Regions from separate parts of the Homo sapiens genome. Here regions 2 and 3 are each linked to region 1. Evidence: chromatin contacts called from ENCODE Hi-C or POLR2A ChIA-PET data. All regions are on one chromosome and are shown on one strand. Each heading gives the region's core, a stretch centred on a gene start or an enhancer-like site at or near the end of the contact. The rest is flanking DNA. Distances are from core to core; before and after follow the strand shown. Region 1 has its middle 76 kb from the start of LINC02971. Region 2 has its middle 30 kb from the start of LINC03108. Region 3 has its middle 34 kb from the start of LINC01348.

Region 1 (4,902 bases), core at 1,949-4,448:
GAGGGCACCGGCCTTCCTCCATGAGGACGCAGCTCCATTTGCAGCCCTGGCTGACCACCTTCTTTGGTCCGCTTCTCTTCTGTTTCGTTCTTTAGCCTAAGGCTTACCTCTGCCAACGTCAGCATGAGGAGGCGCCACGGCCCCCTGCACCCAGAGCTGCCCTGGCAGTGGCTCCCAAGGCCACGGAGCAGCCCCCGGCTGAGGAGAGGCATATGACAGCCAAGGACATTCTGCACCCAACAGACCGAAGCTCCTTATCCCAGGCTGATTGTTCTCGGCTATGATGGCACCATGGCAAGGGAAACTTGAACGAAGGCTTGGGATGACACAGATAGGTGAGCTGCTGATGTTTTCACATTTCTTTTTCCTCCTCAGCCAGCAGTTGCATGGTTTTTCTTATGGATTGGAGAGGGAACACTGCCTGCCAGAACACTGCATGTGTGCAAATGTTTATAATAATGCTACTCCCATGACGGTGTGTCTTAGAGGCACGTCAAGGACAGGAGCCCTTTTTCCATTTTACGGATGAGGAAACTAAAGAAGGAAAGAAATTCTGCTCCTCAGCCGGGCGCGGTGGCTCACGCCTGTAATCCCAGCACTTTGGGAGGCCGAGGCAGGCGGATCACTTGAGGTCAGGAGTTCAAGACCAGCCTGGCCTACGTAGTGAAAGCCCATCTCTACTAAAAATACAAAAATTAGCCAGGTATGGTGGCAGCTTCCTGTAATCCCAGCTACTCGGGAGACTGAGGCAGGAGAATCACTTGAACCTGGGAGGCAGAGGTTGCAGTGAGCTGAGATCGCACCACTGCACTCCAGCCTACGTGACACAGCGAGATTCTGTCTCAAAAAAAAAAAAAAGGAATTCTGCTCCTTAACTTGACCTAATGAATTAGGCTTCCTTCTAGAAATAATTAAGGCTTAGATCAAATTGTATCCGAAACAGAAAGTGAAATAGGGCATGTTCTCACTCAGAAGTGGGAGCTAAATGCTGAGTAGTGAGGGTCATGTAGAGTGGATAATGAGACTTCAAAAAGTGGAAGGAGGGGCAGTGAGGGCTGAGAAAACTCCTGCTGGGTACAATGTTCACTCTTCAGGTGCAGGCACACCAAACACCCAGACTCCCAGACTTCCCAATATGTTCATGTAACCAAACTGCACCTGTACCCCCTAAATCTATAAAAATACACAATTTTTAAAATATTCTTCACAGACACGCACACTCACACACTCACACAAACTCTCCACTCCTCCGAGGCCCTTGCCTGGCTTCCCTCCTCTGGTTTCACTCATGATGCTTTCCTATCTCCCGGCTATAAATACACCACACTCAAACATGTCTCTTGGTTTCACTCCATTGGCCAAAGAAGTGGTTATCCAGAAGCAGCCAGTGAGGGGAGAGGCAACACATTTGCTCAGTCCAGGACAAAGGTGGCCCACAAAAACAAAATGTTTTCTTGCCTTTTGATGCATCTGACAGAGTGCTATTGAGGGAGGCCTGGGCCTGTCCCATACTCTCCGGGCCTACAAATACTTTCAGTATCCACCAGCACTGGGGGCTGATCACACAAGAATACAAAAGCTTCTCAGCCTGATGCGGTGGCTCATGCCTATAATCTCAGCACTTTGGGAGGCCAAGGCAGATGGATCACTTAAGGTCACCAGTTCAAGACCAGCCTGGCCAACATGGTAAAACCTCGTCTCCACTGAAAATACAAAAAAATCATCCAGGCATGGTGGCACATGCCTGTACTCCCAGCTACTTGGGAGCCTGAGGAAGGAGAATCGCTTGAACCTTGGAGGTGGAGGTTGCAGTGAGCCGAGATCGGGCTACTGCACTCCAGCCTGGGAGACAGAGCGAGACTCTGTCTCAAAAAAAAAAAAAAAAAAAAATCTCATTTTAGATCCTGCCTAAGCCACAGACTGACATGAGGCCCCCTCATTGCCAACCACTAGTTCAGCTGTGGGAAAGCCACCTCCAGGTCTTTTGTGAGAGAATCAAGGTCAGACCCCAGAGAAGCCATCTCTTCTAACTACCATGGTCTTCCTGACTCCCATTCAGAGTCAATCCTTCCTCTATTTCTCACAGACTTTTATTATTGTTATTGTCTTTAATGAAGATGTACCTAGAGTCATATATCATGATATTATTGTTTCAAATATTATTAGTAGTAGTATTTATTGGGTGCTAGTTTGTATTGAGTGCCTTTCATTCATCATCACACGTGATCTTCTTAACAAACCTAGAGTGTAGGTAACATTAATACTATACTATTATCACCATCACACCGATGAGGAAACTGTGACTCAGAAGGTTAAGTAATGTGCCCAAAGTCACACAGCTACTAAATGACAGAGCCACATTTTAAACTCAGGGTTGACAGACTCCACCAAAGATCATCTATTCCAACGCTTCCCATATGGAACACTATGCCAAGAGATGCATAGTTGCTATCTGACCTAAAATGGGTGGATAGGGAAGTTCTGGATTAAATAAGTTTAAGAAATACTACATACCCAGTGGTCCCCAGACTTGTTGGTTTCAGGAACCCTTTGCACCCTTAAAAATTATCAAGAGTAGGCCAGATGTAGTGACTCCTGCCTGTAGTCCCAGCACCCTGGGAGGTCAAGGCGGGAGGACTGCTTGAGTCCAGGAGTTTGAGACCAGCCTGGGCAACTTAGCGAGACCCCATCTCTACAGAAAAATGTATAAATTAGCCGGGTGTGGTGTTATGCACCTATAGTCCCAGCTACTCAGGAGGCTGAGGCAGGAGGATCATTTGAGTCTAGGAAGTCAAGACTGCAGTGAGCCATGATTATGCCACTGCACTTCAGCCTGGGCAGCAGAGCAAGACCATGTCTCAAAAAAAAAAATCAAAATCTTCAAAGAGCTTTTGTTTATGTGGGTTATGCCTATCAATATTTACTATCATCAAAATTAAACTGGAAATTTTTTAAAATATGCAATCGTTCACTTAAAAATAATAATAAATTTACTCCCTGCTAACACCATATTTTTGTGAAAAATGACTCTATTTCCCAAAACAAAAATACCAGTGAAAAGAGTGGCACTGTCCCACGTTTTGGTCCAACTCCTCAGTGTTCCGCTTAAGAGCTGGATTTTCACTTCTGCTTCTGAATTCAACCTGTTGCACTATCATGTAGGCTCTAGAAAATTCCAGTGTATGCTTGTGACAAAGTAAGGGTAAAATGATGCCTTAGTCTTGTTCTGAAAGTAGTGTCGACTTAACTGACCCTCCTGAAAGGGTCTCAAGGACCCTTGAAACTTCTGGCCCACACACTGAAAACCACCACTGTACTTTGAATTCTTTTTTTTTTTTTTTTTTTTTGAGACGGAGTCTCGCTCTGTCACCCAGGCTGGAGTGCAGTGGTGCGATCTCAGCTCACTGACACCTCCGCCTCCCAGGTTCAAGCAATTCTCCTGCCTCAGCCTCCTGAGTAGCTGGGATTACAGGCGTACACCACCATGCCTGGCTAATTTTTGTATTTTTAGTAGGGACAGGGCTACCAGGCATTCTTTTAGAAACTCACAGCGCATATCAGCCAGGCGCAGACTCTGAGAAGTCCTGCATGAAGGGATCATCTATAAGGTCTAATTGAATGTTTCCCAGAGTTATTGAGTGGAACATGCTTGTTAATTGACATACCCTATGACATCATGTGGAACGGCTTTCCAGTGCTAACCGTATGAAAATCTCACTAATCTGCCAGCCTCCCACCCTCAGGCAGGGTAACCCTAGAGCCACTCAGGAAACACATTTTGCATTTCACTACACTAAATCTTGCCTTGTCAAGCCGTCAACCCTCAGCGTTTCTTCCAGGGAAGCCGCGCAGCTCAGTGGAAAGACCACAGACTCAAGGCTTGAAATCTGCATCCACCACTTAACTAATTGTGTGACAACAGGAAAGACACTGAAATGCCCTTAGTCCTTCTCATCTGTAAAATGAGAGTAACACCTAATAGTGAAAGTTCCATAATCACTTTTTGTATCATCAGTCTAGACAGAGACCTGATCTCTACTATGTAACCAAACCACACACTTCATGCATTTCAAATCACGGGGTCTCTCTTGGCTCCTGTTGTTCTTGATCATGTTTTGTCACAATTTTGTTCATTTGCTTCATGTTGTTCTTCTGTCTGAGATGCACTCCCCATCTTTCTGCCTGGAAAACTTCTATGCATCCTTCAAAACCCTGATCAAAGTCCAACTCCTTTAGGAAGCCTTTTCTGACACCCCTGTCGCATTTCTTAGCCTTCAGCCCTCAGCACAGACCTCCTCAAACCTCAGAGGCAGTGCCTTCCTCGTGGTCACTTCACTGTCTGTCCCAAGTCTCTCTCTCCCCACCTCAGGCCCTGAGCTCCTCAAAGTCACTCTGCCTCCTTCTGCTCCATGCATACACAAGGTAAACCTCGAACAGCACTCATTCAGTAGAGGTTATCATTTCCTGTGAGACTAAGCCCACCAAGAAATCCTTTAGCCTTTCCTTGAGCACTAGTTGTTCTGCATCCTCCCTCCCCATCCGCAGGTGCAGGCAGGTCTTGATCTGACAGAGGTTCAGAGGCTGACCGTGCAGCCCCTCTCAGCTCTGCCCATCTGAACGCTGTCCTCAGGCCTGTCTGGCCTACATTCTCAAACTAGGAACAGAGGTGCATGGCAGGCAGGGGTCTGATGAGATGACAGCCAGGGGACATCAATCACCAGGGCCTAGCAGCGGTGGCACCCTGGGTGCTCTTCCTCAGGAACCGCTGCAGGAACTCTCAGTTCTGCCCAACATCATTTACCAAGGGCCTGTCTGGGACAACCGCCACCAATGGGTGCCTGTCCCACGCACATCTCACCACTAGCAAAACCCAGGGCTGAGGGCTGTGCAAGGGTCAGATTA
Region 2 (4,488 bases), core at 1,411-3,910, 130 kb after region 1:
TTGTTCTGTCACCCAGGCTGGAGCACAATGGTGTGATCCTAGCTCATTGCAGCCTCTGACTCCTGGGCTCAAGTGATTCTCCCACGTCAGCCTCCCCAGTAGCTGGGACCACAGGTGTGCACCACCACACCTGGTATATTAGTCCGTTTTCACACTGCCAATAAAGACATACCTGAGACTGGGCAATTTACAAAAGAAAGAGGTTTAATGGACTCACAGTTCCACAAGGCTGGAGAGGCTTCACAATCATAGCAGAAGGCAAAGAGGAGCAAGTCACATCTTACGTGGATGGTGGCAGGCAAAGAGAGAATCTGTTCAGGGAAACTCCCATGTTTAAAACCATCAGATGTCGTGAGACTTACTCACTATCCCAAGAACAGCATGGAAAAGACCTGCCTCCATGATTCAATTACTTCCCACCGGGTTCCTCACATGACACTTAGGAATTGTGGGAGTTACAATTCGAGGTGAAATTTGGGTGGGGACACAGCCAAACCATATCACCTGGCTAATTTTTAAATCTTTGGTAGAGACAAAGTCTGACTAGCTGCCCAGGCTGGTCTCGAACTCGTGGGCTCAAATGATCCTCCCGCCGCAGCCTCCCAAAGTACTGAGATTACAGGAGTGAGCCACTGTGCCGGGCCTCATTCCACCTAATATGAGGTATCTAGAGTACTCAAATGCATAGAGAGAGAAAGTGGAAGAGTCGTTGCCAGGGGCTGAGGAGAGAGAGAAATAGAAGTTATTAATGGGTACAAAGTTTCAGTTCTGCAAGACAAAAAGAGCTCTAGAGATGGACGGTGGTGATGGTCACACAACATAGGAATATACTTAATGCCACTGAACTCTGCACTTAGATGAATAAACTGGTCAAGTCTATGTTATATATTTATCACAATTTTATAATTTTTTTTGAATTCCTTAACTTAATCATATTGGCAAAAACTTTCCCACGTAGCGTAACATTCACTGTTTTCCGGCGATTGGCACTTGATATCTTTGGGGCCACTATTCAGATGGCTACAGTCACTTAGGAGACTACTGCAGTGGTCCAGAGAAGAAGTGATGGAGGCATGAACTAGACCAGAGGCAGTGGGGATTCTAGAGCTGCCAAGGAGGCACTGCTGGTGGGAGCTGGGAACCGGGCAGGAAGAGTGATGCCTGGCACCCTGGTTTCTGGCTGGGGCAACTTGCAGAAACTCTCAGGAATGCTGAGAGAAGAGCAGATGGAGGGTGGGATCAAAGGGAAGACTGGTGTTGGGGAAGAGGTTGAGATGAGTTTTAGACACATTTGCAGGTGTCGACCAAAAGCTGGGCCACTGAGCAGAGACCTGCCTACATCTTGAGGCCCACACAAAGGTCTTGTCCCAAATAGGGGAGCCATGGCAGAGCAGGGATGCTATGGAGGGAGGAGGCAGCCACAGGCAGGGCTTGGGGATAGTCTGGAAAACAGAGAATGAGAGGAGTCAGGGCAAAGAGGCGAGGTCTGTGGAGGTGCCGCAGGAAGGCGTTGGGCGCTGGCTGCAACTGAGAGCTGGGAGCTCAGGAAGGCTCAGGTGGCTGGACCCGGCCAGGGGGCAGACGCGGAATAACAATGGCCTTCCGTGAGGGCAAGGCCATCTGTAGCAAAATGTCCACCCTCCATGCCAAGCCTCCCACCCAAACATCCCTTCTGATTTCCCATGCTATGAGGGCCTGAGCACCGGAGCCCTTGGAGAGAAGATCCATCGGAGGCGGAAAGGTGGGGGGACCCACGTGGCTCAGGTTAAACTTACACCTGGCTTTGCATGGAGAAGTCTTGGCAAACTTCTGAACAACAAATCAAGTTACAGATGGCTGAAACAAACGGTAGTTTCCCAGGAGCCGCTGAGACCATCAGCAGGAGGCCTGTAGACTTTCATCCAAGTCAGACTCAACCATATCTTTCTTTTTCCAATTTTTTAAAAATTGTAGTAAGTAAAATACACATAACAGAAAATTTACCATCTTAACCTTTTTTTTTTGAGACAGCGTCTCACTCTGTCACCCAGGCTGGAGTTCAGTGGTGCGATCTCAGCTCACTGCAAACTCCGTCTCTGGGTTTCAAGTGATTCTCCTGCCTCAGCCTCCCGAGTAGCTGGGATTACAGGTGCCCGCCACCATGCCTGGCTAATTTTTGTATTTTTAGTAGAGACAGGGTTTCACCATGTTAGCCAGACTGGTCTCAAAACTCCTGACCTCAAGTGATCAGCCCGCCTCCGCCACCCAAAGTGCTGGGATTACACGTGTCAGCCACCGTGCCTGGCCTCCATCGTAACCATTTTTAAGCACGTTGTTCAGTGGTGTGACATGCATTCCCACTGCTATACAGCCATCGCCGCTAACCATCTCCAGGCACTTTCATCTTGTAAAATTGAAACTCTGCACCCATTCAACAATAACTCCCCACGTCCCATTCCCCTCAACTATATCTTTTTAAAGTGCTTTTCCCAGTGAAGTTTCTAACATTGCTAAAGAACATAAAATATAAAAACATGGCCATGCAGCAGGGGCTTTTTACCCTGCAGAATGCCCACTAAACCGTTTCTGTATGTTTAATTTTTTTAACCAAGGAAGTAGGGGATGCCCAAGATTTGGTCCCCAAACCAGAAAGACTGTGGGTTCCTTGCATCAAGCCGGGGCTTTTAGTCAACTCTCCCATGGGGACTCTGTTGGCCCGCTCCACCTCGGGTGTTCCCCCGCCCCTGCCTTTTCCTCTCTCACCTCCCCCATCCACCCCTCTCAGCCTTGCAGTCGACCTGCCTCTCCTCTGGTTGCTCCGTTTGTAGGGAGGGTCTGCTTGAAGGGAGTTCCCATTCTCTCTCACCCAGAGTCAAGGCTCTTGACTCTATTGTACCTAAAAAGCTCCTGAGGAATTTGACAAGGCCCCACCCTCAGAGATATGGGGTGAAGCCCAGGAATCTGTATTTTTAACAAGCATCCCAGGTGATCCTGATACTTGCACACACCCCCACACACACCCACGCCGACTACCCACACACTTCCATGGCCCAGAAGTCTGCAGGACCCACAGCAGGTATTCGGGACTATTTGTTCAATCCACACCTGAGTCGTTGCACGATTATGCTCAAGTCCCTCGGAACACCTCGCCTGCCATCTGACAGCTTCCCATCCAGAAACCACACAGTACAGTAAAAAACAGAAAAAAGAAAGCCGTTAGACCCCAGTGAATGTTATTTTTAATGAAAGTGGTGCATTTTGACTCACAATGTTGAAACCAGATTATAAATGAGTCATCAGTGAATCGACCACAAAGAGCCTTTGCGGAGGTGATTTACAGGAGAGCTCTGATGTCTGCTGTCCCCTGCACACGCTTCACAGAGATGCTGTCAGACGCAGAGCTGGTCTGGGGCATCTGTTGCCGCGTCAGCTCAAAAGGATGCTGTGTTGTCACCAATGGGATTCCCCAGCCCAGGCGGTGTTGCGGTCCCACCCACACAAGGAAGGCGGCCATCACTGAATAATGCTTGTGGTTACATCATCATTGCTGGTTTCCAGGTAGTGACTAGCAGATACTGGAGAGAGACAGGCCATCTGCTCTTCCTGTGCGCCTCAGCTCCTCCCTCATACCCACATCCTCTCGCCTGGTCTTCTAGAAGCAGCCCCTATGCAGACAGACCAGCAGGACTGAAAGCTGGACAGACTCGAGCCGGAGAGCCAGGTGGAACAACCTGGCCAGAAAGAGTCTGGCCGCAAAGAGTCTGGCCACAGCCCCACTTTCCTCATCTCTAAAATGTCCACATGGCTGCCTGCCCTGCCCGGCTCAAGGGAATGTTGCAAGGCTCTCATGGAAACCATGCTTGTGAGGGTTTTGAGGACTATCATAGCCCGTCCCAAGGTCAGAGGACAGTAGAAAACAAAAAACTTGCTTTCAGAGGGTGCTTTCACCAGTCAGCAGCCTCTGCCCCGGGCAAAGCCAGACAACTAAAACGGAATGAATCCGCAGAGTAGGGTGGGGATGAAATTCTCCACCTCCAACCCAGAAAGGAAACGCCAATGCTCATGTTTCCCCTTAGAGAAACAGGCAATGTTTGAACAGGAACAACGACGCCAGAGGGTCAATCCACACACAGAACACTCCATCTCCATGCCGATGGGGGACTGACTGTCCTGCTGCTGAACTGCACCCCTGGGGCTCTCCAGGACACTCCACTGGTGGCCACACTCAGGAAAATAAAGAAAAACCTTCAAAAGGACCCTTCTGGCCATTCAGAGAATGCACAGGCCTGCTAGCTCCTGCTTGCCTGCTCAGAGCTGCCTCCACTGGGGCAGGAATCTGCAGCCAAGAAAATCCCTGACAACCCCAGGGACAGAAGGGTCAGTCTGGGGGACCATCGACCAACCCAGCAACCCAGATTAGACTGCTCCACCAGGAACTCTGTGTCCAGAGAGCAGGATCTGCCACAAGCAAAACTAGGCCTCATTTACTATTCCACAATAGCAACTAGA
Region 3 (4,497 bases), core at 459-2,958, 150 kb after region 1:
AAGAAATATGGATTAGGCCAGTAGTCTAAATTTTCTAGTAAAGAGAACACTAGGCCAAAACAGTTTACAGGAGAATCCTAATAAACTTAAGGAACAAAGAAATATTTTTAAAAATGTACCAAGAAATAGAAAATGAGGAACAACTCAACAACTCCACGGTTATGAGGCCAGTGTGATTTTGACAACAAAACCTAAACAAGAAAAATTTGAGAATTTAAAATTCTAAGCCCATTTAATTCATGAATAAATATGCAAAAACTCCCAAGCAAATATTAGCAAACCAAATCCAACCACATATTTTTTTTTCTTGCGATAGCATATTTTTTAAAAAATAAAACAACCGGGCACGGTGGCTCACACCTGTAATCCCAGCACTTTAGGAGGCCAAAGCGGGCGGATCACCTGAGGTCAAGAGTTCGAGACCAACCTAGCCAACACGGTGAAACCCCCATCTCTACTAAAAATACAAAAATCAGTTGGGCATGGTGGCAGGCAACTGTAGTCCTAGCTACTCGAGACGCTGAGGCAGGAGAATCACTTGAACCTGAGAGGAGGAGGTTGCGATGAGCCGAGATCACGCCACTGCACTCCAACCTGGGTGACAGAGTGAGACTTTGTCTCAAAAAAAAATAAAAAATAAATAAAAGCAAAACACAACACAACAAAGTTGAGTTTATCTCAGGAATTCAAGACTGATTTTATATTTTAAAATCCACTGATATTAAATGTTAAAGGAGAAAAATCTTATTATCCTCTCCATAGATGCAGAAAAAGCATTTTATAAAATTCCACACCCATTTATGATTTTTAAAAAGTTTCCTAACTATTAACAAATCAGAAGTAAAAGGAAATTTCCTTAATCTCTCTCTCTTTTTTTTTTTTTTTTTTTTTTTTTTTGAGATGGAGTCTGGCTCTGTCGCCCAGGCTGAAATACAGTGGCACAATCTCAACTCACTGCAACCTCCACCTTCCTGGTTCAAGGGATTCTTGTACCTCAGCCTCCCGAGTAGCTGGGATTACAGACTTGTACCACCATGTCCGGCTAATTTTTGTATTTTTAGTAGAGATGGGGTTTTGCTGTGTTGGCCAGGCTGGTCTCAAACTCCTGGTCTCAAATGATCCGACTGTCTCGGCCTCCCGAAGTGCTGGGATTACAGGCATGAGCCACTGTGCCCAGCCGAAAAATTCCTTAATCTGATTAAAAAGACATCTATTTAAAACTTCTCAATTGTTTGGTTTCCCGTCTGGCATTTAAGGAGCTTGGAAGTCATCACCCCATCCTAACAACAAGTGAAAAGCTGAACAGACTGAAAAATCAACAACTCTTCTGAAGTCCATCAGAGAAGTGAGGTCACATGGCAAATCACTGTCCCCAGAGTTGAAGAGACAGATATGCAAATACAGAGAATCACAACCTACCAAACCAGAAACCCATGAGCAGAAACTTCCACAGAAACCAGTACCACAGCAGAGAAATCTAAGCTACAATCGACCGATTTCTGGGAGCTCTGTGTGGACTAGCCTAAGAGTTCAAAACTCCAAGGGGACCCAGTCATAGAGGAGGACCCACACTTTTATGACTTTGACCTCCTTGAGATTGACCAGGTTCTCACACTGAGACAGAAAAAAACCTACTCATGGCAGTGGGGAGGAAAAGGAACCATTTTAAAATATGCTGGAGCATTCTGTTCTTCTTAACAAGGCCTGCCCTCAAGGGCTCCCGGGCGTGGTGGCAGGCGCCTGTAATCCCAGCTACTCGGTAGATTACTATATTACAATTCCTTCCAGCCAGTACATCGTGTCCAGCTATCAAGAAAAAGTACAAGTCATAGTAAAAGGCAAAGAAAACACACACACACACACACACACACACACACACACACACACACACACAATTTGGAAAGGCAAAGCAAGCATCAGAACCAGATTCAGATGACAGGGACGGTGGAAATATCAGACCAGAAATTTTAAATAATTAAGATTTTTTTTTTTTTTGAGACGAGTCTGGCTCTGTCACCCAGGCTGGAGGGCAGTGGCTCAATCTGGGCTCACTGTAGGCTCCACTTCCCAAGCTCAAGTGATCCTCCCACCTCAGCCTCCCAAGTAATTGGGATGACAGGCACATACCACCACGCCCAGCTAATTTTTGTATTGTTTTGGGATTACAGGTGTGAGCCACTGCCACCAGCCCCTTTTATTTTTAACCTATATGTATCATTATATTTAAAATGGATTTCTTGTAGACAACATATAGTTGGGTCTTGTTTTTTGATCCACTCTGACAATCTCTGTCTTTTACTTGAGGTATTTAGACCATTGATGCTTAAAGTTATTATGGATATAGTTGGGTCAATATCTATGATATTTGTTGCCATTTTCTTTCCATTGCCCTTGTTCTTTATTCCTATTTTTGTTTCCTACTCATTTTCTGCCTTTTGTAGTTTTCTCTTTTTTCAAGATAGGGCCTTGCTGTGTTGCCCAGGCTGGAGTGCAGTGGCACAATCACGGCTCACTGCAGCCTCGACTTCACTGGCTCAAGCAATCCTTCTACCTCAGCCTCCCAAGTGGCTGGGACTCCAGGCATGCACCACCACACCTGGCTAATTTTTTTTTTTTTTTTTGCAGAGATAGGGTTAATTGAGCATTTTTTCCTCCTTTCTTAACATATCAGTTATAATCATTTTTTAAAGTTTTTTTTAGAGGTTGCCCTAGAATTTGCAGTGTACATTTAGAGCTAATCCAAGTCTTCTTTCAAATAACACCATGCCACTTCATGGGTAATGCTAGTGCTTTATAATAATAAAATAGGCCGGGCACGGTGGCCCAAGCCTGTAATCCCATCACTTTGGAAGGCCAAGGCTGGCAGATCTCCTGAGGTCAGGAGTTCAAGACCAGCCTGACCAACATGGTGAAACCCTGTCTCTACTAAAAATACAAAAATTAGCTGGGCATGGTGGCAGGTGCCTGTAATCCCAGCTACTCAGGAGGCTGAGGCAGTAGAATCACTTGAACCTGGGAGGTGGAGGTTGCAGTGAGCAGAGGTCTCACCACTGCACTCCAGCCTGAGTAACAGAACAAGACTCAGTCTCAAAAAAATAAAATATAATAACAAAATAATACCAATCTCTCATTCCTATCTCTTGTATTACTGTCTTCATTCATTTCATTTATTCATATGTGTTATGGACCAAATGTTTGTGTTCCCCCCAAATTCATATGTTGAAGCCCTAATCTCCAATGTGATAATATTTGGAGATTGGGCCTTTGGCAAGTAATTAGGACTAGAGGAGGTCCAGAGGGCAGAGCTCTGGTCTAATGGTATTGCTACCCTTATATGAAGAGACAACAGAGAGCTTTCTTTTGTTTTGTCTGCCATGTGAGGACAGAGTGAGGAGAGCCAGGTTGAGGGCCCTCTCCAGAACCTGAGCACACTGGCACCTTGATCTCAGACTTCCAGGCTCCAGAACTGAGAGAAAATAAATTCTATCGTTTAAACCTCTGTCTATGGTATTTTATTATGACAGCAGACAGAGCCATTATTATTTTAAACAAACTTTTAACTGTTAGATCAATTATGAATAAGAAAAATAAAAATTTTTATCTTACTTTCACTTTTTCCTTCTCCAATTCTCTTACTTTTTTGTAGATTCAACTTTCTAATCCATATCATTGTCTTTTTTTCTGAAGTATTTATCATTTCTTGCAAGGCAGGTCTACTGGCAACAAATTCGGTTAAGTTTTCCCTGTCTGAGAAAGTCTTTATGTTGGCTGGGCATGGTGGCTCACGCCTGTAATCCCAGCACTTTGGGAGGCCAAGGTCGGTGGATCAGTTGAGGCCAGGAGTTCATGACAAGCCTGGCCAACATGGAGAAACCCCATCTCTGCTAAAAATTCAAAAAATTAGCCAGGCGTGGTGGCACATGCCTGTAATCCCAGCTACTCAGGAGGCTGAGACAAGAGAATCACTTGAATCCTGGAGGCAGAGGTTGCAGTGAGCCGATATGATGCCATTGCACTCCAGGCTGAGCACCAGAGCAAGACTCCGTCTAAAAAACAAAAAAAGTCTATTTTTTTCTTCGCTTTTGAAGAATAATTTCACAGGGCAGAACATTCTGGGCTGGTGTTTAGGGTTTTTTTTTTTTCTCAACACTTTAAGTATTTCACTCCATTCTCCTCTTCCTTACATGGTTTCTGAGGAGAAAGTAAATATGATTCTTATCTTTGCTCCTCATAAAGTGTTTTTTCCCTCTGGATTCTTTTAAGATTTATTTATTTTTTATTTCCTGTAGTTTCACCTGGTTGCCCAGGCTGGTCTTGAACTCCTGAGCTCAGGTGATCTGCCTGCCTCAGCCTCCCAAAGTGCTGGGATTACAGGTGTGAGCCATGGCACCCGGCCAGTTAAATAATTATGAGTAACATGTTGAGAAATCTAATGGATAAAACAGACAACATGGAAGAACAAATAGGCAGTGTAAGCACAGAGATAGATATTCTAAG

What was found. A loop is a pair of places that touch in the nucleus more often than their neighbours do. ChIA-PET counts read pairs that join two places held with the same protein, here RNA polymerase II (POLR2A). Pooled maps may share reads with other maps.
Region 2: a map of B cell shows a loop between it and region 1 (12-fold over the local background). The contact joins two enhancer-like sites. A Hi-C loop is called at or near these places in 2 of 168 maps with a recorded cell type or tissue (B cell and GM12878), 35 of 37 single-sample maps with no recorded cell type and 14 of 50 pooled maps. POLR2A ChIA-PET finds 5 or more read pairs at or near these places in 5 of 52 experiments (GM12878, OCI-LY7, activated B cell and 2 more).
Region 3: a pooled map shows a loop between it and region 1 (2.3-fold over the local background). The contact joins two enhancer-like sites. A Hi-C loop is called at or near these places in 2 of 37 single-sample maps with no recorded cell type and 3 of 50 pooled maps. POLR2A ChIA-PET finds 5 or more read pairs at or near these places in 2 of 52 experiments (GM12878 and WTC11).

The regions. Positions count from the first base shown.
Region 1 is chr1:234,878,338-234,883,239 of GRCh38, forward strand. No RefSeq gene overlaps it. Among named protein-coding and RNA genes, the nearest start is that of LINC02971, 76 kb to the right of the region's middle. RefSeq lists a silencer at 3,741-3,877 and an enhancer at 4,261-4,330. Within about 2 kb of position 3,199, at least 4 of the 41 ENCODE cell types and tissues checked have a DNase peak (open chromatin) inside an H3K27ac peak, as active enhancers do; they include B cell, GM12878 and OCI-LY7, where a contact is called at or near this core.
Region 2 is chr1:235,008,596-235,013,083 of GRCh38, forward strand. No RefSeq gene overlaps it. Among named protein-coding and RNA genes, the nearest start is that of LINC03108, 30 kb to the left of the region's middle. RefSeq lists enhancers at 3,119-3,708, 3,307-3,601, 3,552-4,052, 3,719-3,788, 3,999-4,178. Within about 2 kb of position 2,661, at least 26 of the 41 ENCODE cell types and tissues checked have a DNase peak (open chromatin) inside an H3K27ac peak, as active enhancers do; they include B cell, GM12878 and OCI-LY7, where a contact is called at or near this core.
Region 3 is chr1:235,033,608-235,038,104 of GRCh38, forward strand. No RefSeq gene overlaps it. Among named protein-coding and RNA genes, the nearest start is that of LINC01348, 34 kb to the right of the region's middle. Within about 2 kb of position 1,709, at least 5 of the 41 ENCODE cell types and tissues checked have a DNase peak (open chromatin) inside an H3K27ac peak, as active enhancers do; they include GM12878, where a contact is called at or near this core.